Regions from separate parts of the Homo sapiens genome. Here region 2 is linked to region 1. Evidence: read pairs that join two places in POLR2A ChIA-PET (ENCODE). Cell type or tissue: Caco-2. All regions are shown on one strand. Links, peaks and the distances in the headings refer to the core of each region. The heading gives the core; the rest is flanking DNA.

What was found. Peaks named below come from ENCODE experiments on the same cell type or tissue, not always from the same donor. Only the 100,000 strongest peaks of a DNase experiment are listed, where the experiment ranks them.
Region 2: POLR2A ChIA-PET joins it to region 1 with 5 read pairs; 4 of 35 experiments call an interaction of 5 or more read pairs at or near these places.

Annotation. Positions count from the first base shown.
Region 1 is chr3:157,108,762-157,121,406 of GRCh38, reverse strand. All of the region lies in intron 1 of LINC00880 (long intergenic non-protein coding RNA 880), which reads left to right. Among named protein-coding and RNA genes, the nearest start is that of LINC00880, 7.9 kb to the left of the region's middle. In Caco-2, for the core only: no CTCF peak of the experiment used is centred there; DNase peaks (open chromatin) are centred at 1,786 and 6,006.
Region 2 is chr3:157,055,173-157,067,817 of GRCh38, reverse strand. No RefSeq gene overlaps it. Among named protein-coding and RNA genes, the nearest start is that of LINC02029, 20 kb to the left of the region's middle. RefSeq lists an enhancer at 3,044-3,173 and a silencer at 3,444-3,523. In Caco-2, for the core only: no CTCF peak of the experiment used is centred there; a DNase peak (open chromatin) is centred at 9,227.

The DNA.
Region 1 (12,645 bases), core at 1,548-9,547:
GCACCATTTAATAGCTCTTTAATGAAACTATGTTTAACCTGAGCAAGTTGTTGTGTATGCAAGATACTGGAAACGCCTTCTGTGGAAGGAAAGGCAAGTACAACTTTGTGCTTCTATTTGGATAAAAGGTTTTGAAGTGAAAGGCATTTGTGCAAATTACAAGCAGATTTTCAAGTCTAGAAAAACAAAAATCTCAACTGTGGATTAAGTTCTATTTTTTAACAAAAGTGAAATACTCTGCTTTAATTTCAGAAGTTAAAAAATCCTTTTTAACAACAGCAAAAAGGGGACCTGTTTTGAATTTAAAAGAAGTAGAGTGAGACAAGTTAGGAAAAAAAGAATTACCATTGCCTTTCTAAATTTATTATTATCATAATTGTCATTAAGTGTATTCGTCTTTCTTTAGGGTAAAGAGAGCTTTCCGATGGCCAAAATTTACTAGTCACTGAATTGTGTCCCAGGACACCCTTCAATAAAACTTGGCCTAAAGAAGCTTCAAGTTCCCTTCAAGTTCGAGGGCAGAGTCTGGGGTTCAGCCCAAGCCACTGGCATCCCTGAAGGGGCTGCAGGGCTCCTGACTCCAGGACCTCCTGGCATCCCGAATGCATGACCTCTCATGCCCGCCGCAGCACCTGCAATCTTGCCGGTGCTGCTTGGATTGCTGAGCAAACACTTGTTATTTGCGAAAGTACAAGGTTCAGTCTGTCAAACAGGGAAAACCAAACACCGAAGCACAGGAGCAGATAAGAGGGCCATGGTTGTGAGACCCACGCGGGCTCAGAGCGCGGCGGCGGGGCCCGGGCCTACCCGGCGCATGGGGGCTAAGGTGCAGCTAGGCAGGCCACGCGGCGCGGGCGGACGGCCTGGCCCGCGGAAACAGGCGCATAGGGCGGGAAAGTTCACCCGCCTTGCGGCGGCGACCGTTCTGGGTCGAACCGGCCATTGTAAGCCGCGCCGCTGGCGACCCGCCTGGGACCCCTTCGTGCCTTGGCCTTGGGGGGCCAAACACATCCCGAACGCCGTTCCCACCTTGCAGATTCTTGCAAGCTGCGGGTCCTACCTTGCTTCCCACGGGCTGATAACCCTGAACGTTCCCAGCGGGTAGAGGGCTTGCCACCTGCTGCTGAGCTGCGCTGCAGGCTTCCCCCGCCTCCTGCCGTAGGTCTAAGCCCAGAGACCAGAGGGGCCTTGGGCCTTGGCGCGCTGCCGCCGCCAGGGCACCGAGCGAGCCACTCTGCCTGACACTCATTTTTCTCTTCTGCAAAATGGGACTGACACCAACAATCACCTTCCTACCACCTCAGGGGGTTTTGAGGATCCCGTGAAATAACGGTGTGAAGATACTTTCAAAGTGGAAATCTCGGTTGTTACTAACTCATTTGTGAACCCCATTTTCTTCTTGATTTCTTCCTGACGTAGAATTGATCATCGTCACTGGGCTGTCTTAGCTACCCCTCCCTTGACTGTAATTTTAAATTTATCTGTGCATACCATTCCAAAAACAAACAAAAAAATCACGTGACCTGTGGTTTTATGTGTGAACAAAAGTTCTCTGAAAAGGAATTTAGAGGAAACAGACTTTATTACAATGAACAGTTTACAGACGAGGAAACATAGCCCTAAGTGTAAAATGAAGAGAACAAAGAGACAGTTTGGCGTTTACAGAGAAAATTCCTACCTGGGTTCCCAATCAGGTCCATTTATGCAAATGAACAATTCAAACTGGCTTGGTTCTGATTGATCAATGCAGCTGAGTCCTGATTGGTTGATGGGGAGCACAGCCTATTCCGTTGCTTCAGGCCACATGAGCGGTAACAGTCAGCTGTCAAAGCCCCAGTGTTAAGCCGACTGTGGGTTTTCCAGGAACTCAGAGTAGTGTGTAATCTCTAGTCAGTAAATGGCCGTTTGGCTCTATATTAAATTTATGTAGCCACTCAGGATTCATCTTGAGGGACTGGCTCTTTCAGATTCACTCATGTTTCAACTCTGCTGTTTATAAGTCCTCTATCTGTGTATACAGGCCTAGAGGTCCCAGGGCCGGATATAAAATTTCTCTGGACAGGGCCTGCTCCATAACCACCTTCACATGCTGTTCTTCAAACATATAGAATTGGGTTGATAGTGGAAACAATTTCAGGTACTTTAACCCAATTCTAAATATTCTAAATTTTAGGTATTTTAACCTTGGAATAATATAATTTTTTCTTCTTTTTTCTGTGTATAAAAAGACGTACATAGTTGATATGACACTATGTAATGTAACTCATAGATCACTATGTAATTTTGTACCTGCATTCATTCAGCATTTTAACATGAATTAATATTAATATTTTTCCATGTTAACTCTCTATGTAAAAACCATTTGCAATAAGCATTTTTCCATTTAGTAAGCTACCTCATATTTTATTAAATTGTTTTTCTACTGTTACACATAAGAGTTTTCTCCAGTTTTCCACTATAATAAATAATACTGCAGTGAACATCTTTCTTCCCAAAGCTTTTTTTGTTCTTTTTTTTCCTTGCTTTTGGTTTACCTCCTTAAAAGAATTCTGGGTCAAAGGTTATGAACATTTTTCAAAAGACCTTTGTTGTCATGATGGCAGAGAGGCAGCACTAAAATAGTTTGGAGCAATAGGGATTTCACCAAAATAGCTATGATTGATATCTGGAAAGAAAGACAGAGAAAATAATGGCATGGGAATCTTTCTAGAGTTTTAGGGCCTTGTTCTGATTTAAAAAAAAAAAAATATATATATATATATATATATATATATATGAAAGGAAAATAAATCTTCGGGCCCCCAAATCACTAAGGGAATAATCAAGCTGGGAACTGCTTAGGGCAAACCTGCTTCCCATTCTATTCAAAGTCACCCCTCTGCTCACTGAGATAAATGCATATCTGATTGCCTCCTTTGGAAAGGCTAATCAGAAACTCACAAGAATGAACCGTTTGTCTCTCAAGTATCTGTGACCTGGAAGCTCCCTCCCAGCTTCAAGTTGTGCCGCCTTTCCAGACAGAACCAATGTACAGCTTATATATATTGATTGACGTCTCATGTCTTCCTAAAATGTATAAAACCAAGCTGTGTTCTGACCAACTTGGACACATGTCATCAGGACCTCCTGAGGCTGTGTCATGGGCATGCATCCTCAACCTTGGCAAAATAAACTTTCTAAATTAACTGAGATCTGTCTCAGATATTTGGGGTTCACATATATATGAATATATGAAATAATTGTATATCTTAGAGTCCCATTCCTGGAAGTTTAAACAGCTGTACTCATAGCCCACACTTAAGTAGAAAGTTGGGAGAATATCTGACAGTATGGGTGACAACTGCTTACTCTAGGTGCAGATTGGGGCTTCTCAGGCAGCTATTGGCCCCAGGGTAATTAGCCTTCTGGTGACTACAGAAGTAGAAAGTAGAGATCTCCATCTACTTTACAGTTGAAGGCACTGAGTCTCAGCACACCCAGTTCAGTGGTTGTTAACTCTGGTTGCATAGTATAATCACTTAGGGTGATGAAAAGACATCCAGAAAAAAACATCCAGGATAGATCCTCAGATATTCTGATGTAATTGGTCTGAGGTGAGACCCAGGCATCATTACAATATGAAAGCTCCTTGGGTGATACTAATATGAATTAGGATTGAGAAGCTCTGGTATAGTGGGAAAAATATGGGCTTTGGAGTCACTAATATCTGATACAGCTCCCAGCTTTGCCATTTATTGGCCATGTCATTTTGAGTAAATTAATGACTACTCTCTGCTAAGGGTCCTCATTTTAAATCATAAAGTTGTCACAAGGGTTAAATGTAATAACATGCAAAGTGTTTTTCAAGGTTTCTGGAACATGGTTGGTGTTAAAAAAACGTTGGGTCCTTTAGTATGTACCTAAGGTCCTATAGCTAGCTGATGGTTCTGGAAAGCCATCCAGAACCGTGCTGTGCACTCAGTGAATGCCTGTGGATGTTCCTTGGTGACATCATCTTTGAACATGAATATGGGTGTTACTGAGACATTTCGAACACCACATTGAGTTGGTGTTCATCAGAACAATAAAGCCATACCTCATAGAGATTCATCTCATTTGCTGAATATTAATTTGCCTCCTATTTTTAGTTCTTCAGCTAAAAAGAAACCAATTTTTATTCTGCTAAACCAATTGATTATGATGGAACTCTTGCAAGAAAAAAGTTAAACACTGTTACAATTACATAAATGTATGGAAGTCTTTGTGTAACTTATGTAGTAAGCTGAGGATATAACAGTTAAATTGTCCTTTAAAAATTTTAAGACCTGCCCCACCCTCCACCCCCAGCAATGAACGATTTCACTTTTCACCAGCTTTAACCTAAATGCCTTTAGCCTATTTTCTTTATCCATCCTATGATAGACAGAAGAGTTAGTGAGAACTGGATTTGATTTCAGAAGACCTGGGATTGAGGCTTGGCTCTGTCATTCACTGGGTATAAACCTCGGGCGATCATTCTTCTTTGCCCTTGTGCCTTCTCATGAATGCAATGAGCACCTGAATAGCATGACCTGACTTTAGCATGAAGTGAGTTTAAAACTGTGATGCTGACCAAGCAGGACATGGTTATTTAACACTTATTAAGCACCTCCTGTATGTCCAGCCCTCAGTAGGAAACCTTGCGGGAATTATAAAGCCCTGAGACTTTTATAGAGTAACTTGGAGTCTAGCTAGAAGAGATAAATCTCATGCATGAAGAACAACTAGGACCAGTTTCCACCTGAGAGCTGCAATAAGTCCAGCCCAGTTGACTCATGGAGGAAATAAGTGGAACATTTAAGAAATGACAATCATGGAGAAACGAAGGGGTGTCAAAATTGAATGTCCTGTCCCTTAGTGCTTTATTTCTCTTCAGTCTCTGACACAAAGTCTTGGATAGTAATAACATGACACAAAACTCCTTCAAGTTAGATAGGGCCAGGCATTTTTCTAACAGCACATTCCAGAACTTTGTCTGTCCATGTCCTAAATCCTTATTATTTTGCCCAGTTTTCAGCAGTCTTTTGCAAGCTCCAGGCTTTCCCCCACTCCTATTTAGACCTCATGTGCCTCTGATAGCTCTGGACAGAGCCCATACTGTGTGGCGGACGCACAAAGGGGACACAGTATGCAAATGGCGGTGTAGGAAGCATCGAGGCAGGAATGTTTGAGCTGTGCCATGTCACAGATCATTTCTGAAACAGCAGTCCCTGAGCTGTGAGTCACAACCCTTGTTAGGGGTGAACAGCTGATGAGGCTGGTGTCAATTTTTGTCTGACCCCATCCTAAGAGCAACACCCCAAGTACTTCAATTACCCATTTGTAACATTCTCCCAGCAGTGGAGAAAGGAACAACAGTGGCAGCCCACACAGTGAACCTCAAAAGTAAAGCTCTCTGAAGTATGAAGATAGAAGAGGAAGTTTGGGAGACTCACAATGAAAGGGTTTAACAAAAACTGCCTGTGAATGTGTTGACTTAGAAACTATTGGAGCATTGGCAATGATTTCCTTAACAACGGAAGGAAAATTGACCAGGGGCATGAGTGTTTCATTCATTTTTCAGATGAGTATAGCAGAATTGCCAAGAGAAAGAGAATGTCTGCTCTAGCGCAGGGTTTCAGCCCTCAGCCCAGCCACTGACTCCCTTGGTGTTCTTTTGCAAATCATCCATCTCCCTGGGTCTCAGTTTATTCATCTGTAAAATGAGGAGCTGGTCCAGGTAAACTGTAAGTTCCTTCCTGGCTGGAACATCTTGATTTGATGCAAGCCATAGTGAGGGTTGTTAAATTATGCCTTGCTCCACGCAGAGAGGTCTAACTTAACTTTGTACACAAAGCGTACTCATTGACTTTCTGACTAAGTGTGGCTCAGGCACTTCCCTGAACTATAGTGTGCTGGGAGTCTCTGCCCAAAGGAAGAGAGCTATTTTGAGGCAGGGTTGATTAGAGATAAGGTGTCTCATTCCTTTACCGGTCATTGGCCCTGACTCACCCGAAGTTCTTGGGTTTAAAGCTTAACACTTGATGGATGAATGTAAGCTAACCCCTCTGCTTGCCCATGAAAATGGCGCCCAGGACACTGCTTCTCAATCCCCAGCTTTATCAGTGTCAATTAAGAAAGTTCTTTGACCTCTTTTTGCTTAGCCAGCTTCTCTGAAATGCAGCCCTTGCTTGTAACCTCTCTCCTTGACATCTCTTGTTTGCTCTTTCTTGTTATTTACGGAGTCTTCTGAGTTATATAAAGGGGAACGTCTCAGTAATCCTCTTAACAGCAAAGAAATCCGACCACCCTGTTAGGTAGGGGGATGGAAATGTCACAAGATGCTTGAAAAAGGCACTGGACAAAGCTGCAACATACTTTTGCATGGAAAAGCCCAGAAAATGAATGGCACAAAAGACCACTATAGTTATGCTGCTTTGAGAGACAACAAAATTAAATTATAAGGCATGGTTATCTTAACATTTTAATTTAACAACTTTTTTTAAACGAATATGTTTTTTTAAAAAGATACCACGTTATGAAATGGTTGACTTTTTTTGTTTGTTTGTTGTTGGGGTTTTTCATTTATTTCCAGTCTTGGTGTGTTATCTTTGATTGGTTTATTTTTTGGCTTGGGAATGTTGAAAGTACCCTTGTGACACTTGACAGGACAGGACATGGCTTGGGCTGTGCCTGATTTTATACAGTTGCTTTGTTCCTAACAAGCTAGATGTAGATGGAAGTTTAAAAAATCTGCCCATATTTCAAAGACATTTGAAAGAAGAATTCACCTCTTGCATAAAAATGTGCATCAAAGTCCTTTCTAATGAGAATAATCACCTCTCTGTTCTTAAAATTAAAGTTTCTGAATTTTAAATTTTCTCAAAGTAAAGGCCATAACCCAAGGTGGCAAACACTGTTTTTGATAGAGCTATGGAGTCACGATGACCGAAGACCTTGGGAAAATTATATTCACCTCTTTGAAATTCTCTTTACCTGTGAAAATAGGATTTTGGGTGTGTCAAATTAACAGCCATGGAGCTGGATGATATAATAACAACAGGCCCGATGGGGCTCAACAAGGCTGAGCTCTAGCTCTGGCTCTGTCCCTAACAGCTGTGTGACCTTGAAAAGTTCACTTAGTTCTCTGGACCTTGGTTTCCTCATCTAGAACATAAGCAGGTTATACAAAGTGACCTTTAAGTCCCTCTCAATTCTGATATTTTAGGATTTAAGCAACTTATTGTTTGGAAGCAACTACAAAAGAGAAAAGAAGTTGGTGGTGTTGATTTCAATTTAAGTGATATAGCAGTTTTGGGCACCTACACCACCTTGGTGCTCTGTTAGACCTTGTCATAGGATATGATATAACATTCAAGCATTCATTTGCTCAGCAAGCACTTCTGAGCACCTCCTGTGTGCCAAGAATGGTACTACATAAGCAGCAGGGATACAGATAGGAATAAAACCCAGCACCTGCAGGAAGCTCTCAGTGACACAGAGAAGATAGGCACATAAAAACCCACTTAAAAAGATAGATTATTTACATATTTAATCCAGTAGACTCAAAGATTCTTAATTACCAAGTAATATCCTAAAGGGACATTTTAATTTCACCTCTAAGCTTTTACCTCATGCCTCAGAGCCACCTCTGCTTCAGTTAAAGCCAAGGCTTCTAATGATTGTTTTAAAAATCTTATCGGAGAAATTTTAAATATGTGAGACAGAGAGCAAGACAGAGAATACATAGAAGGCCTATGGAAACCTTACCAGCTTCCATAGTTATCAATTGGTGAGCAACGTTGTTTAGTCTGTGCCTTCCCTCAACTCCAGGTTATTTTGAAGCAAACCCAAGACATCAATATTTCCTCTGTAGATCCTTAAGGACATATTACTACAAAGATTCTTTTTTAACCAACATGAATATCTTGCTTGCGATGATCTCTTTTTTTGACTTGCGGGCTGGCAACACAGGTGTTTTCTCTTTTAAAAATCTCTTCAGCTGTACACATATAATTTGTTCACTTTTCAGTATATACATTATACCTTAATAAAAGGATGAAGCAAAATTTAACAATACCAGTATCACACCTAAAAACTTAACAGTAATTCTTTAATACTAAGTCTTTGAATAGTGATGAACAATTTTAAACAATGTGGAGATTCAGCAATAAAGACAGGAATAAGGCATGATATAGGTGTCACCTACCCTAGCCTAGAGTTGGGGTGGGGGACACCCCTAAATTCCTAGAAAGTACCACAGTCACTTCCCCTACAGAGGTGTCCACCTTGTAGCCGCCACAGGAGGAGCATCTGCAGGTGCACGCACTGGCATTCACAGGAACACACCTAAAAGCTGAGCTTTCCACAGAGGCTGAACATGGCTTCAGAAGCCACAGCCTCTGGGAAAACTCTTAGCAGACATTTGGAACAGGGAGAGAGTTCTAAGGGTTAGCTAGGGAGGCCAGGGACTCAGAAGATACGGTGAAGGATTTCCTCCTCTGCCATAGAATAGCATTCTCAGAACTGCTCCATGACCAGCCTTTCAGCGCCAGGCCCAGGCTATGTGGGTGACTGGAGGCCCAGGATCACACATGTGGCCATTTTGAGTGATAAGAGGCAAGAAAATCTACCTATTGAGAAAATTTCCTACTGAGTCATTTTCCTTCAAATGTGCTCACATGCCCCATAGTGTTTGTCTGGAATCCTTGGAAAGGCTCCCGTCTTGTTTCCAACCCTCATAAGCTCTGTGTGTGTTTCTGAGACAATCAAGTATTTTTCACCTTCCATGCCACCACCAAATACCATCCCAATCCTTGGATTTTCAGCTACAAGTCCTGCCCACACTGGCAGGCAGCTTCCTACGTTCCTTTCTTCCCTGCTCTCCTCTCTGTTTTAGGCTGCCCTGTGGCCTCACTCTGCAGCTGCCACTCAAGAAAGCTGTTGTTAAGGCCACAAGAGTCCCGACCACCTTGTAGGGGATGACGCAGGCAATGCACTTACCATGTAAGTCTAGTAAGTGTGAGTTTTTGCTATTAGTTCTTTCTTTTTTATTATTTAAAAAAATTCCTGCTGCAAGAAATTTGAGCATCCACAAAGTAGATTATTACAAGCCTTCCTGTGTTCATCACCCAGCTTCCGCAGTTCCCAACTCACTGCCAATCTCATTTTGCCTATGTCTCAACTCTCCCCTCTCCCTGCCTCATCTCCTTCAACAGCTGAATTATTTTGAAGCTAATCTCAGGGAATCTATTTTAAATTTTAAGCTTTTAGTTATTTTTGATTAGGTAATATTGACATGACTCAAATTCAAAAAGTTCAAAAGGCTAAAAAGAGAAAAGTCTCTCCCTCCGTCATCATCCCTGCCCTACCTTGAGGTAGATTTAAACAAGTGACCATAATATTTGGTGGCTCCTCCCATTAAGAAATGGAGTCTATTTCTCTGCCTTGAATTTGGGCTTGGTCATGTGAATTGCTTTCGCCAAAAGGATGTCAGCAAACATCATGCAAATAAGAGTCTGAAAGTGTTTGTGCACTGGGCTTGCTCTGCTCAGGAGTCTCTGGCTCCTGGGAACTCTGACGCTGCCTTGTGAAGGCAGGACCAGCCTCCTGGTCCTCATGTGCAGAGAGGCCCCAGCCACCACAGCCAAACCACAGAGATTGAGCTGGATGAATGGGGGTTGCTTTAAGCTACTAAGTTTGGGCTGGGCTGGGATACAGTCCCCTCCCATCCCTCACACCCAATCCCGGCACCCTCCTTCCTGGAGGAATAAAATATTACCATATTACCAGTCTGGGAATCCTTCCAAAGATAGTTTATGCATAAATAAGTGCATAAATATATATTCTCTTCCCTTCCCCACTCTACTTGCCCCCTTTTAAGAAATAACAAGTGATAATACACAGTTCTGAACCTAGTTGTATTTGTTTGATGTAGCAATGTATTTCGGAGGTCATCCCCCATCACAGTGTGAGGCGCTTCGTTTGAAGTATGCCACTGTCTGCACAGACTGTGAATTATTTAATCAGACTTTTATTGATGAGATTTAGATTGATCCAAGTCTTCTGCTATTTCAAGCAATGGTACAATGAACAAAGTGGCACCCTGTCATTCTGCACAGATGTGAGTATTTCTGAAGGCTAGATTCGTGGCTGTGGCTCACAGGTCCGAGTACAGTGGGGCTGCACGTGGAATGTAGCCTGCAGGGAAGGAAATGCTTTCTGTTCCTCTGGCTTTCCATTTCTGTGGACCCCAGCTGTCCACCTGCCTATTCCCACAGTTCCCTACTAGTTTCTTGCTGACAGGGTGCCAGTCCCAGGCTTGCCCCCTTGGGGGTCTGCAGCTCCCTTGGTTCTCTGTCACCCCAGGATGAGGCCTGGCTCCTTGGGTGCCTGCCAGCTCTCTGGCTTGCAGTCTCCATGGTTTGGAGGAGTGGCCTGACCCCTGCCTCCCTTCTAAGCCCTAGAATGTGAAACACCAATGTGAGAAGCTTCTGCGCCCTGCACCACTGTGATTCTGGAGACAGTTCAAATGAGTTATCATTTACTGACAGACACTAACAAGTCCAATAAAGGCAGCAGTCCCGGTGCAGAGAAACAAGTGGTCGGAGCTGACCCTAACAGGACAAAGAGGCCCCTATGGAATGAATTCTAATTAAATACTCACCCACTCCCACCCCCCCTGAGCCATTAACCCCAAGGAGTACTTAAGCCAGCCGACAAATTTAAACAAACCAGAGGTGCCATAGAAATGAAATGTACTGGCTGCGCTCAGTGGCTCATGCCTGTAATCCCAGCACTTTGGGAGGCTGAGGCCGGTGGATCCCCTGAGGTCAGGAGTTCAAGACCAGCCTGGCCAACATGGTGAAACCGTGTATGTACTAAAAATACAAAAAAGTTAGCTGGGCGTGGTGGCAGGAGCCTGCAATCCCAGCTACTTTGGGAGGCTGAGGCAGAAGAATCGCTTGAATCCAGGAAGTGGAGGTTGAAGTGAGCCGAGATCGCACCATTGCACTCCAGCCTGGGCAACAAGAGCAAAGCTCTGTCTCAAAAAAAAAAAAAAAAAAAAAAAAAAAAAAAAGAAAGAAAAGAAAAGAAGAAAGAAAGAAAAGAAATGAAGTGTGCTTTCTGATTATGGAATATGAGTTTACACAGAGCAGCTGGTACCTCTGCCCAGGTACCCAATATGTCTACCTCTCTGGTTCCCAGTGAGCTCACTCGCTTCCTATTCAGTCACCCTAAGACTTATTTCTTAAGACTGAGCTCAGCTGGATCTTCATGTTCCCTGGGAGGAAAAAATTCCCAGAGGACACTAAATCCCCATCATGACCTGTTGTCCCTTTGCTAGTGTCCCTATGAAGACCTGGGCTGCAGAGGGTTGCTGTTTCTCCCCAGCATCCTCCTCCCTCTTTCCTGCTTGGCGGAGCATGGCATCTGCTCTGTTCTTTGTCAACACTTATGTAAACCCCACCCTTCCTCCCTGATTCTGGGCCTCATGGCTTCGCTTGCAGACCCCTGTGGTCATTTTGATTTGGCAGGTGACCACTGTGTTTAGTCCCAGAGGTGCCTGGCCCTCCTCCATCATACCGGATGAGGCCTGGGTGTGGGGAGTATCCTGGGCTTGCAGCTCCAGGAGCTGGGGAGACGATTCTGTCCACACCTGATAAGACTGACGCCAGAGGTGAGGTCAGAACCCAGCAAGGAGCCGGCTAGGCCTGAGGACAGATAACCTGAGGATGCTCTGAGTCCCCAGTGACTCTCAGAAAGGAAAATACCTGAATGAGCCAAAAAGCAAACTCTGGAGAAGGGGGGAAAAGAACAGTGCATGGATACTAGGCCTGTGAAGGGTACCTGTGATGTAGTGCAGGGGGGCCTAGACAGAGGGTTCCCTGGGGCCTCCATCTGCCCACACTCACTGCCCTTATCTCCAAAGTTGCAGACACCTAGGAAAATTTTATCTCTCGCCTCTTGTGTCTCAGATGCTTGAGTTGTTGGTGACTTGTTCATTGCCATGGGTTTTATTTACTCCCTGTCTGGGTCCCTAACTGCTGGAGGGGGTGGGCAAGGTTTTTCTCACAACCATTATCAATCCTACTTAAAAATAGATCTTTAATAAATGCATATTAGTTTATGGCTTAATAATTGTGACTTCACTTCTAGTGAAATCTAGTTTGGACAATAATAATAGCTACTATTGATGAGCAATTAGTGCGTGCCAGACATCGTGCATATGTTACCCAATTGAACCTCTCTGCAGGGTAGTTATTGCCTCTATTAAACGTCTCTGCAGGGTGGGTATTGCCTTCATTTAGTGGGGAGAAAATGAAGTCTCAGAGAAGCTAAGAGCTGTGCCCAAGTTCACACAACTTCCAAGAGGTTGAGCTGAGATTTAAACCCTGGCCTGCAAGACTCCAGCATTCAGGGTCCTTTCCTTTAGCACCCAAATGCTGCTTCCAGGTCAAGAAGGAAAAACATATGGGTCAAAAGCAAAGCACTGCTGGGAGACCAAAACTTGCATTCCTTCTGCTCATCTGTGCTGGCTGTGGGCCTGTGATTGACCCCTGTGCCAGGGCTGTTTGGAGGGCAGCTATCAACAGACCACTGTGCATAAGAACAGAGCAAAGGCCATGGGCTCTTGGTTTTGCACAC
Region 2 (12,645 bases), core at 1,588-9,587, 54 kb after region 1:
TGGCTCACTACAACCTCTGCCTCCTGGGTTCAAGCAATTCTCCTGCCTCAGCCTCTTGAGTAGCTAGGACTACAGGCATGTACCATCATGCCCAGTTAATTTTTGTGTTTTTAGTAGAGATGGGGTTTCATCATGTTGGCCAGGCTGGTCTCGAACTCCTGTCCTCAAGAGATCCACCCATCTCGGCCTCCCAAAGTGCTGGGACTACCGGAGTGAGCTACCACGCCCAGCCCAAATGCTGGAATTTTCTTAAAGGAGGTGGGGAAGGAAGGAACTGAATAAGGCCTCATCCCCTTTGAAATATAAATACCTTTGTTTAGGAGGTTGTGGTCTTGGAGCACAACAGCTACTAACAGGTGCCTGGGGTCATGCCGGGAAACCACAAGGGCAAAAAGTAACAACAACAGCTGATTTGAGAGACATATTTTTCCTTAGAAGGTATACAGGGCCATCACTGCTTGAAATATTCACACATACAAATTCAAGGAAGGGGCACACCTATTTGGCACGAGCCCTGTGGCTGTGGTTAGAGAAGATTTGAATATTTTGAGTGTGCAGGAAGGTGAACTTCATGTATCTTTACCTTAGCTTCCTTAGGCTGGGGCTATCTGTCAGCTACAGAGCAGCCCACAGGCAGGCGGAGCTGTGATGAAGCACATTTGTTCAAACACAGCAAATGGTGTTTGAAAAAACCACCACTCTTGCTTTTTTATGAAGCTATTACACTCTGTCATGTCAGGGAGCTGAGCCCAAGTGATGCCCAAGTGGCCATGATAGACTCACACTACAGGGCCTGGGAGAGCAGTGGGATTGTTTTTTTTCCTCGTTGAGGCAGTAAAAGATTGATTTTTGAGGCAGTGACTGAGGCATTATGCATTAATGACTACGCAGGGATTTTCATTCACATATCACGCACTGACAGTGGAAACTGAAGCTGCTGTGTAAGGTGCTGGCTCAATGCCCTTCCATGACTCCTTCCTCATCACGTCATTTGCCTGCCGAGATGCCGGGGCCTTCCGAATCATGGGGTCGATTGAGTAAAGGGCCCATGGTTTGGTGCAGGGCATCTCAAGCCAACACACGAGAATAACTGATGCAGCTGCTGAGATGAGAAGGTCTGCCGCAATGCTAATAACTCCACCTGGCTGCTCTCACATTTGACTTCTTGTATTCAGATTTGGAGAGACAGCTGGGAGCCTCTGATGAGAAAATAAAAAATTTACAACAATAAGCAAGCTGTCCTCTGACACCAGGAGAGGAACTCGCTTCAGCCCTGGCAAGAATTGCAGCTGGACTTTGTGAGGCACTGTTTCATCAGATGCCAAACATCATAGCAAGGGCAAGAATGACAAGAATTACAGTTTCTGCCCTGATGCACAGGTACTGATGGAAGAGATATTTCTGTGTTGATTTTGCACTTCTCAGGGCAAATCTGCAAAATAGATATCAAAGGAGATGTGGGCACTGGGCAAGGAGCCACACCAATCAACCATATAGAGCAGTCTGGAGGAGTCTCTCCCCATCTCCAACCCTCAGTTTTTCCCACCTGTTAAACACAGGCCACAATGTCTGTGCAGCCACCTCGCAGTGCAGTTAAAAGAACCGGTTTAAACAGTGTTTCTTAGCTTAGAGTCAATGGCTGAACAGGTTGCAGAGGGGCTGTAAAATCCTGAAATTTGCATGAAGCAATTTTTCCATATATGTCCATGTGCATCTTTTTGAGGAGGGGTTTGTCGCTTTCACTATATTCTTAAGAATATAGTCACTCTTAAGAGGTTAAGGGCCACTGTTCTAGGTAATGTGTGAAGGTGATGTATGTGTCCTGTAATTGAGCTATTATCAGCAAGCTTTTTGAGGAAAAAGGGACACAGAGGAGCACTTATTATGTGTTAGGGACTGTGCAGGACACACAGAGAATAGAAAAAAAAATGACCCTGGCCTTCTGGAGCATATGATAGACTTTAGATATGAGCCCAAAACAGATTAAAAGTTAAAAGGAAAAGCTAAGTGTAGGCAACACAGGTGAAAGGTCAGAAGAATGTAAGTGCCCCATAGAAGGAGAGAAATGGACTTCCAGCTACAGTGGGTTTAGGGATGGACACAGAGCGAGGGTGGGATTGAGTACAGGGAAAGGCAGGCAAGAGCATCTGTGGAAGAGGGATGGCCGGTGCAGCAGAGCTTGCATGCTGAGTTGACACGCTCCATGCCAGAGACCCTTAGATTGGGACTAAGTGTCACCGAAGAGAAGGCTGCGTTCAACAGATAGTTCTCAGGGTGACAGTTCATCCCAGGTGCCCTCAGACCCACATGACCTGCTCTTGGTCCTTCAGCCTCCGCTCTGCAGATGGGGCTGAGGGGCCCACCCAGAGAAGCCCTGTGGGGGAGAACAGAGCCTGCCCAGGACAGATATTCTCCTCCTTAGGAGCAAGTCCTCTTGACCCCCATGTTCCAAGCAGGAAGCTTTTCACATGTAGACTTTCTTCCTGCTGTGATGCACAAAAGCAGCCTCTTGCCAGTTAACAAAGTCTGCTGGAGCCTCCTGGGGCCATGCCTAGCACATCGTTACCCGAAGCAGACTAGGCAAACAAAGCCCTAGAAAATGAGAAAAAATGGAAATGATTTGATATTTTAGAAAAAAATATTGAAGTGTTTATCGTGGGGAAAACTGGAACCCTGTTAATATTTTTACTAGTATTGTATGGCATGGCAGTTTCTAAATTCTGCATGTGGTGGGGCCACTGTAACTCTTTCTGGGCAGAGTACTCTGTGATGATTCTACTCAGACCCTGGCTCCACAGACTGGCAAGGCCGCCCCTTCCCAAATCAGCAAGTGTCCTGGACCAAATGGTCATTTCTCCACTCCTCTGGGACTCTGAAAGAGCATTCTCCAGAGCTCTTGGGATCTTGCCTTGGCTCTGTGGATGTAAAGATCCCAAAGTCTTTCTAGAATGTACTCTTGAAGACTGAGTTGACTCTGGAGATCAGTGTAGGATCACTGTCCCCACTTTGCAGCCCCAAACCCACTTCCCAAGGGAGTAATTCATTACCTGCAGTCCTGATTACTCAAAGGAAATGTCTAATGACGTCTGCTCTGCAGTACCCAAGGACCTGAGACCAGGACTCCTGGCCTCTTTTCAGAAAGAGTGGAGTCTGCCATTTCCTGACCACCGCCCTGTCCTCAAGGGCAGCTCATCTCCCGTGTTACATTCCTGCATGAACCCCCGCCCTGATCCTGTGACTTGTCATGTGCCACAGTGCCATGAGATTTGTGTTACTTTGCTTCTGTTCCTGAAAGTTATCAGTTCCCCTTTTCTTCCTATCACTGCCTGGCTGAATGATGAGGGTGCCTGAGGGGAACTGGGTTTCTTCTTTCTGTTCGCGGGTACCAGAAGCAGCACACGCAGGGCCAATGGCTTCAGTTATAGCCACTGGGATGAGGCGTGATTCCTACAAGCCAGGAGAGAAAGACAAGCCTGAGAGATTTTGTCTCAAGGGAGAGACCTCTTGGGGAGAGCCAGCTTCCCATTGCCCCCTGTACTGATCTGGTTTTAGCATTCCTCTCAAACAAAGCCAGGCAATATCTTTTGGGCTCTCTTTTCTGCACTAGGCTCATCAGATGGAGGAGGGGACTCTGGCCCAGCAGAAGGCAGCAGGAGTCTGGCTTTGGCTCTCAGTCAAGACTCCTTCCAGTTCACTTGCTCCCTTGTTGTTTTTAATCAGTCAAAGCCCAGAGCTCCAGATGAAAAAGAAGTGGGGAGGGAGAAAGGCTAAACCTCAGTTCAAGTTAAAGCAGGATTATTTATTTTAATTATTTATTCATACCAACTTCCAGCACAGCACCACATACACGATGGCTGGTATTTAGAATTTCTCAGTCGTGTCTGATCAAAGCTTAACAGTTCCTGGGTCTCTTCACTTCCACAGAATTCTACTTTGGTGGGGTGTGGTGGGGTGGGGAGGCAGGAGTTCGATGTGGGAAATTAATTTGGGCTCAGAGATTAACAATGGTTAAATCTTAGTGTACCTCACCTGCCAGGTAACATGGTATGGTAAACAGTTTTGGTTTTGGCTGGCTGTGCCCTGACCTACCTCTAAGAATTACTTATTCTACATATGGAAAGTTGTTAGTCAGGGTGTCTGCCTTTCTCTGGCCTGGGGTAATGCATGTGAGCCACATGAGGTCGGTCAGATCCTCCTTCCTTGGAATCTGACATTTGAACAAAGTCATCAAAAGATGGAAACCAACTGGAGCTCATTTGTGATTCACAGTTGTGTAGCCAAGCGACCCCAATGAGGAGGTCCTAGGTCTTGATTCTGTGCTGCTTCTTGCCTATGGCGTCACCCCGGTTCCTGTTTGTTCTTTCCTAGTTTCTGGACCTGATTTCCAGTTGAGCTATTGAAAGATCAGCTGTTTTTCCAGTAAATTCCCTTTTGATTTAGATGAGCCAAGGTCAGTTTCTGTTGCTTGCTACTCAAGGAGCTCTAACTACACCCACAGTGAACCTTTGTTTCTCAGAATCCCTTTAGTCACACACAGGTTTCAGAATGGTGCCCTAAAATTGTGCTAGAAGCAAATAAAATCTTTGTGTTGACTTGGACTGTGTTGTAATCATTTCCTACAATTTATTTCCTTAATTGCCAAGTTCCTACTGGCTATTCATTGATTGTAGTTTGTAGCCTGTCTTTTGGTTTCTTTCAGCATTTTTTAGTTCATGTCACGCTTGGCCAAAACTCCCCACCCCATTCCTGGGACCAGGCTTGCTTTCCTCATGGTCTGCCGCTTGACAATCTCCAGGCAGAAGACACTCAGATACCTGCTAGGGAAACACAAACCCGGACAACATTTCTATAAGCCACATTAGAAAAACTATCAGCAAGAGCTTCTAAAATGTTCTTTCTTTTTGAACTAGTTATTTAGCTAGTTTGGAAACTTACCCTAAGAAAATTGTGAGAGAAGCATAAAGATTAAGTATATTTGTTACAGTGTTATTTTGTAGTAGCAAAAACTAGAAAACATTTCCCAGCAACAGAGAATCGCTCAAGTAAACAATGATATATTCATATGACAATGTGTGATGTATCAATTCAAAATCATGATTTTGTAGATTATTTAATGCTGTGAGGAAAATTCTCACAATATCTGTGTACCAGGAGAGAAAAAACAAACCAAGGCACAAAACTGTACGCACAGGGTAATCTCAACTTTTTTTTCTTTCAAATTGGGAAGGACCGCACCAACATATCAGCAGTGGTTAACTCTTGGTGGTGTGATCACGAGTGTGTTAGCAGGCTATACACTCTTTGAAGTCAGGAACTCTGTCTTGCTTAAGGTTATAGCTCTAATTCTTAGCTCAGGTCCAGGCACATAGCTTGCCTTGAGATAATGAATGAGCTTCTTTATGTTTTTCCATAGTTGTATTGCTAGAGATCAATAGGTACCAAAACAGTCCTACTTGAACTTCTCCCTGTTTGTGAAACCTTCACTGATCCTCCCTGCCCTTCCCAGAATCCCAAGCCCAAAATTCAAATCAATCACTCTTAGCTCCAAAAGTTTCTCTTTACACCTTTATCAGAGTATTGGCTCATCTTGTCTTTCTCCAGGAGATGATGAGTCCCTTAAGGGAAACAACTCTAAATCATTTTGTATTCTCAGAGCACTTAGCAGTGTCCAGCACACTGATTCCTTCTAAAAAAGTTTTATTTTATTTTAGATTCAGGAGATACATATACATGCTTGTTACATGGATATATTGCATAAGGGTAGGGGTTGGGCTAGTGTGTTACCCAAATAGTGAACATTGTACTCGATAGATAATTTTTCAAACCCCCACTCCCCTCCCAACCTCTTTGGAGTCCTCAGTGTCTATTATTTTCATCTTTGTGTCCATGTGTACCCATTGTTTAGCTCCCACTTTTGAGAACATGTGATATTTGATTTTCTGTTTCTGAGTTAGTTCACTTAGAATAATGGACTACAGTTCCATCCATGTTGATGCAAAGGATATGATTTCATTATTTTTTTATGGCTGTGTAGTACTCCATGGTGTGTGTGTGTGTGTGTGTGTGTGTGTGTGTGTGTGTGTGTGTATATATAGACACCTGCACATGGGATATATATATATATATATATATATATATATATATATATATATATATCCCATGTGCAGGTGTCTTTTTTATATAATGATTTCTTTTCCTTTGGGTTAATACCCAGTAGTGGGATTGCTCTGAATGGTAGTTCTATTTTTAATTCTTTGAGAAATCTCCACACTGCTTTTCATAGAGGTTTAAGTAATTTACATTCCCACCAGCAGTGTATAGACATTCCCCTTTCTCTGCATCCATAACGACATCTGTTGTTTTTTGTTTTTAATAATAGCCCTTCTGACTGGTGTAAGATGATATCTCAGTGTGTTTTCAATTTGCATTTCTATGCAAATTAAAACTTTTTTTTCATGTGTTTGTTGGCCACTTGTATTTCTTCTTTTGAGAAATGTCTCCCATGCACTGCCTAGTTTTTCATGGGGTTTCAGCACATTGAATCTAATTGATGGTCCCTCTGTTCCTGTTACTATAGTATAGTGCACATGGGAGAAAAAAAGTTGATAGAGAAGCCAAATCTAGTATGTATGTCAGGCTCTCACGGGATTTTGGCTATCTTCAGGATTCTAGGCTGCAACTTGATATCACAATGGGATGGCATTACACCTGTAAACCATCCCAAGGGTCTTAGTTTTCTAGGGCTGGCATACCAAATACCAAAGACTGGGTGGATTAAACAACAGACATTTATTTTTTCACAGTTCTGGAGGCTGGAAGTCCAGGCTCAGGGGATCAGCAGGTTTCATTTCTCCTGAGACCTCTCTGCTTGGCTTGTACTCGGCCACCTTCTCATTGTGTCCTTACATGGCCTTCTCTCCGTGTGCAAGCATCTGGCGTCCCTTCTTCTTATAAGGACATCAGTTGTATTGCATTAGGGTCCTACCCTTATGACCTCATTTAAATTTAATTACCTCTTTAAAAACCTTATCTCTAAATATAGTTATATCGGGGGTAGACCTTCAACATACGAATTTTGGGGGGACACAATTCAGTCCATAACATGAAGGGACACAGTAAATTCTTAGTTATTGTTTGCATTCCTGTACTTGTAGATGTCAGGGAAAAGAAACAATGAACACAGTGATCAAAATTTTATCCATAAACACTGTCCTAGTCATAAGTTCCAGGCTTATATTGCTGTTGCTCTCATATCCCTTTAAAATAATGACCTACCTAGGTAATAGAAGTCTGTGACAACTTGCCTTTCTCCACAGCCAATAACAAGATCTGATTGCATGTAGGTTTTGTTTGTTTGATTGTTTGAAGCCCAAGGAAACCTCAAACAATTCTTTAGTATCATCATCAACCCACAAAACAGTATTGATTGCAAAGTAATGCACAATATGTCACTTGTGTACAAGACAGTGGTCTTTAATCGCAACACCATCCTTTACTGAGGCTAAAGAACAATGAAGAGGTTTGGGAAAGAAGTTGCTACAAGCAATCAGAGGATGGTTTAAGGACATGCAGTAATGCCAGATTGATGGAAACTATTCTTCAACATTTTCCTTCTCAAATTAATTCCTAGTAATTTCCTTTTTAATCAGTTTCTTCTTATTGTTTTATGTTATATTATAAAAATAGGGGGAGGGAGAGAGAGAAGATAATCTTCTATTGGTTTAGGGCTATTTTATGCCTATATCTATGGTTGCTGGAAGAGGCATAGAGCAAATATTCAAGGTCACATATTTGCCCCTTGAAATTCAAATTAAAATGCACCTATCTTGCAATTTTTGCTTCTTGTTTTCAGCTGGTCTTTGTAACACTATCTCACTATCAAACCAGCCCTCTCCCCACTTCTCCTTCCACCTTAGTTTCAACACTTAAGGAATGAGAGAACATTTCTTGTTCTGATTCATGGTATCACTAGTGCATGCTCTACATGAATCTATCAGCTCTCATTTTCACATAATGTGGCATGTTTACACAATCACCACCCTGCCTGTATGGAGTCTTCTAATTTAAAAGTTTTTTTCATGTGAAAATCATTTCTGAAATACATTTTCTTTGCCATTTCAAACACATTAAAAATTTGGTTCCAATCTGTAAGAAGGATTTATCTGTGTGCAATACTATAAAAACCTCAAGATTTTTATCTTTCTTGAATTGTCTAAAGATAAGAGGAGATTCAATTTGCTAAGGGGCCATGGTTTTGACACAAAGACAAATATCTATGCCTGTGCTATCCTGGTTCATTTAAAAAAAAAAATCTCTAGAGATCACGGATTCTCCAGATACAGAGAATGAACTACCCAAGTCTTGCTTTCTCCATTAATTTTAGTATGTTCTTTCTCTGATGCTTCACTTCAGAAAAGAGGTATAATTACTATCTTTATGAGTCAGACTCATGGCCCAGCACCTGCTAGAAAATTAAAAAATATCTTCCCCATGTCACATCACAAAGTGAGGCTCATTGTTTTCACACAGTTGATGGTGTTCACTTATTTGCCAAAATGACAATATTGGAGGCTTTAAAAGCCATAGTGATAATGAAAAACAATGACTAGAGACATTTCCAAATGTCAATACATAAAGATAGTAACATGAACTTGATAAACTCGGGTTTTCATTCTTTTAAAATTCTTCATAGATTAATATAAGAGAGTCTGTTTCTCCCAGGCATGACAAAGCAGCAGATGCAGGCAGTTCAGAGTTGTTTTCTTAAAACATACCCCAGGTAGTTACTTAGGCATTAGGTATGGAACTTAGTAAATGCTAACTACTTTAGGAGATTCAATACGTTTGAATATATTATTGACATAAAGATTAAAGAACAATTGTAAAACTGATGTCATAACATAACTGTCCTGCTCAGCAGAGTATAATAAAAAAATCTTTACACAGTCCATTTTTTTTTTGCCTAAATGCTGTGTAGAGAGATAAAGGTCAAAATACTATTGTTCTGCAGATGACAAATACAGTGTTTGATCCCAATGTCAAACAGAAGACAATAAAGATGTCAACTTTCTTGGCTCTGCCATATTTTCCCAGCAACTTCAAAAGGTGTTTCTGTAAAAAACTAACTTGAAATTTACTTTGAATGAGGAATATATGCTAAACAGTCACAGACTGAGATACAGCAGGGAGAGTTTCACTACCACTCACACCCAGCCCAACTTGTAACATTTCTAGGCCTTTGCCATGTGCACTGAAGGGGAAGAACAGAGTGGAGAGGCACTGCATGTCTTTGGCCAGTGGCGATGGTAAACACAATCTCACTTGAAATTTATACAGTTGTCCCTTGGTATCCTTGAGAGATTGGTTCCAAGACTCTCACAGATACCATGTTCAAGTCCCTTATATAAAATGGCATAGAATCTGCATATAATGTACATACTTACTGCCGTATACTTTAAATCATCTCCAGATTTACTTAAGATACCTAATACAATGTAAATGCTATGTGAATACTTGTTATACTGCATTTAAAAACTTTGTCTTTTAAAAATTAATGCATTGTTATTTTTTATTGTTTATTTCTTTTAATCACTGGTTGGTTGAATCCATGATATGGAACCCACAGATACAGAGGGCTGACTGTAGTAGAAAATCTCACTTCAGAATCTGTAACTACAACCTGACCCTCACCTGGCTTTTTGTATGAATTTATATCCCCCACATATGAAAAATCAAAAAAGAATTTTAATTGAAGTGGTCTCAGAATGTTTGTATAATTAACTGGGAGGGACAAATGCAAATCTTCTCTGGAAAAATGCAATCTCAATTAGGTCTCAAAGAATTCTTATAGATAAGGTTCCAAGGGACACAACTTCACATTGAAACACATATACACATAGTCACCTTTCCTTGAGAAAGATCTAGCCCGCCTTGAGGATGAGCACGGGAAAACAAAGCACCATGAATGAGAACCATCAAAAACAATAAACAGTAAAATCAGATCCATAAAGATTATTAGACTCGGAATATAAAATAGCAAGTTTGATGTGTTTAAAGAAATGAAAAGTTTACAAGCAAGGAATAATAGTTTTTACAAAATCTAGCACATTGAAGAAAATCAAATAAAGCTTTTGGAAAGAAATAATTGCTTTAGGCAGTAAGATTATGAGGCCAGATGCAGGAAGGTCTGAGATGTGAGAAAAAATTGTGGACAAATAAATCAAAAAATACATTGGGTAAAGCTAAATAAACATTGGCTACATGTAAAAATAATAATAATATCTAATTTGTGAGATTAAAAAACAATATAGAATCCAAATACTAGCCAAAGTATAATACAAAATGGAAGAAGATGAAAAATTATAAAGTATTCTATGGTTCCTGCATTGCTTGGGTACAGCATCAAGAAATTAACTTTAAGCAAGCACGTTAACATGTCTATGGTAACTCCTAAAATTAAAATAGAGATAATTGCTTCCAAAGAAGCAGAAGGTAGAGGAGGTGGGGAGAGGAATAAGCAAAAGAAGAAAACAAAAAAGATGGCAAGAGACAGGGCAGAAAGCTAGAAAAATAGAAAGCACATAAGAAGGTAGAAATAAATCAAAGCAAAAAGAACAAAGATAGAGTTTTAAGATCCTCTGCATGATAACAAAACAATGGGAGTTTATACACACTCTAAAATCATGAGTGTTAATTTCATACTGCTACTAACAGTGAATAAGTAGCGTAGATGTCCTTTGGGAATAAAAGGCTTTATTCCATAAAAGAAGCTTTAAACTTTTGAAGGCCTGTCTCTCAAAAATGGACGTTTATAGACAGTTTTCAAGAGCGCTCTTACGGTTACTAGATTTAGAACATGTTTTTATTCTTGTAAAATTTGGCCTTTGACTTTATCTGAGAATTTTATCTTGTGAACTGCTGTGTTGTTTGTTAGTTCTCCTTCTCCTTTCACTCCTATATTAATACTTTTTCTCCTTTGTATTTAGGAGGACCTGGTATTTTTAAGGCTAGAGATGGAATACCATTTTTTTTTTAAAGAAATGAAGCAGAAAGTTCAAGACCTCAAGACTTAATATAGAAAGTGATATTTTAAAAAAGGAATGCGGTCTATAATATCGTGCTTCGACAGGATGCTAAATAGCTTCCTAAAGGATCCTTATAAGATTCCACAGTGGATCCTTTCCATGGGTTTTTTTTTTCTTGGTCCTACGTGCTACTTCTTTATTTTGTTCTGTAATGCTTTTTGCCATAGTTTCTGAGTTCTTTGTTTGTTTGTTTGGTCACCAAAAGGACACAGAGATGTCTTCAAATTTGCTCAGGGTTGAGCAGCATATTCCTTCTCAGAGGCACAACTGGAGGGCAAGATGATGTGCATAGCCTCTAGTCCAGTTCCCAGTTTATTTGTGCCTATTTGCCTAATCCAGGCTTTGCCACTTCTTACCTGTGTCAGTTTGAGTGAATTGCTAACTTTTCTATAGCTCTGTTTTCTTATCTGTAAAAGGAAACCAGTAAACATACCAACACCACATGGTTCTTTGAGGTCTAAAAGTGTTTAAAGCCCTGAGCACCATACATTGCCCATCATAAATAATACCTGTCAGCTCCTATAATGTTATTGTTACTATACTGCTGCTGCTGCTGCTACTACTGTGGTGTACCTGGAATCTTCCAACATAGCCAACTTCTCTATACATGCTGCTTAGTCTTCTGACATCATTGCTGCACAGAGAGAATTCCACGTCCCAGGATCTAACACCACTGCTCATCTCTCCCTCCCCACCACCACTCACACAAACTTTTTTAGCCTTTTTTTCAGACTTGCCATCTTAGAATGTTCCCAGCAAAGTGGCCTTCGGTGCCTTGAGGGGCAGCACCCAGTTGGCACAGCAATGAAGGTCCAGTTTCTTTTTATGATTATTATTTGTTTGTTTTGTTTTTTTGAGATGGAGTCTCACTCTGTCACCCAGGCTGGAGTGCAATGGCATGATCTCGGCTCACTGCAACCTCCGCCTCCCGGGTTCAAGCGATTCTCCTGCCTCAGCCTCTGAGTACCTGGGACTACAGGCTTGTGTCAGCACGCTCGGTTCATTTTTGTATTAGAGATGGGGTTTCACCATGTTGGCCAGGCTGGTCTCGAAGTCTTGACGTCAAGTGATCCACCCATCTTGGCCTCCCAAAGTGCTGGGATTACAGGCATGAGCCACCATGCCCAGCTGAGGTTCTTGTTGATACTCTGTTGCTTTTGGGCTGTGAGTCTTTGGTCTTTTTTCATCACAGGGCCTTTTTTTTTTTTTTTAATACAGATGGGGGTCTTGCTATGTTGCCCCAGCCTCAAGTGATCCTCCAGCCTCAGCCTCCCAAAGTGCTGGGATTACAGGCATGAGCCACCACACCTGACCCATCACAGAGCTTTTAATGGGATATTGGAAGGGGCTGCTTCAAGGCTTGTTAGCCAGATGTCATGCCATCTTATACTGGAAGTCTATTTACTACTTTTAAAGTGGGAACACAAACTGTGGGAGAAGGCCTGATGCCTGTGAAGACAGTCCTTTCAACAAGCAGGGAGGAAGTCTTTTTGGTAATGAAGGAAAGCCTCTCAGTGACCTGCAGTGAGACCTTGACCCTAATGTGAGTTGGCTAAGGCAG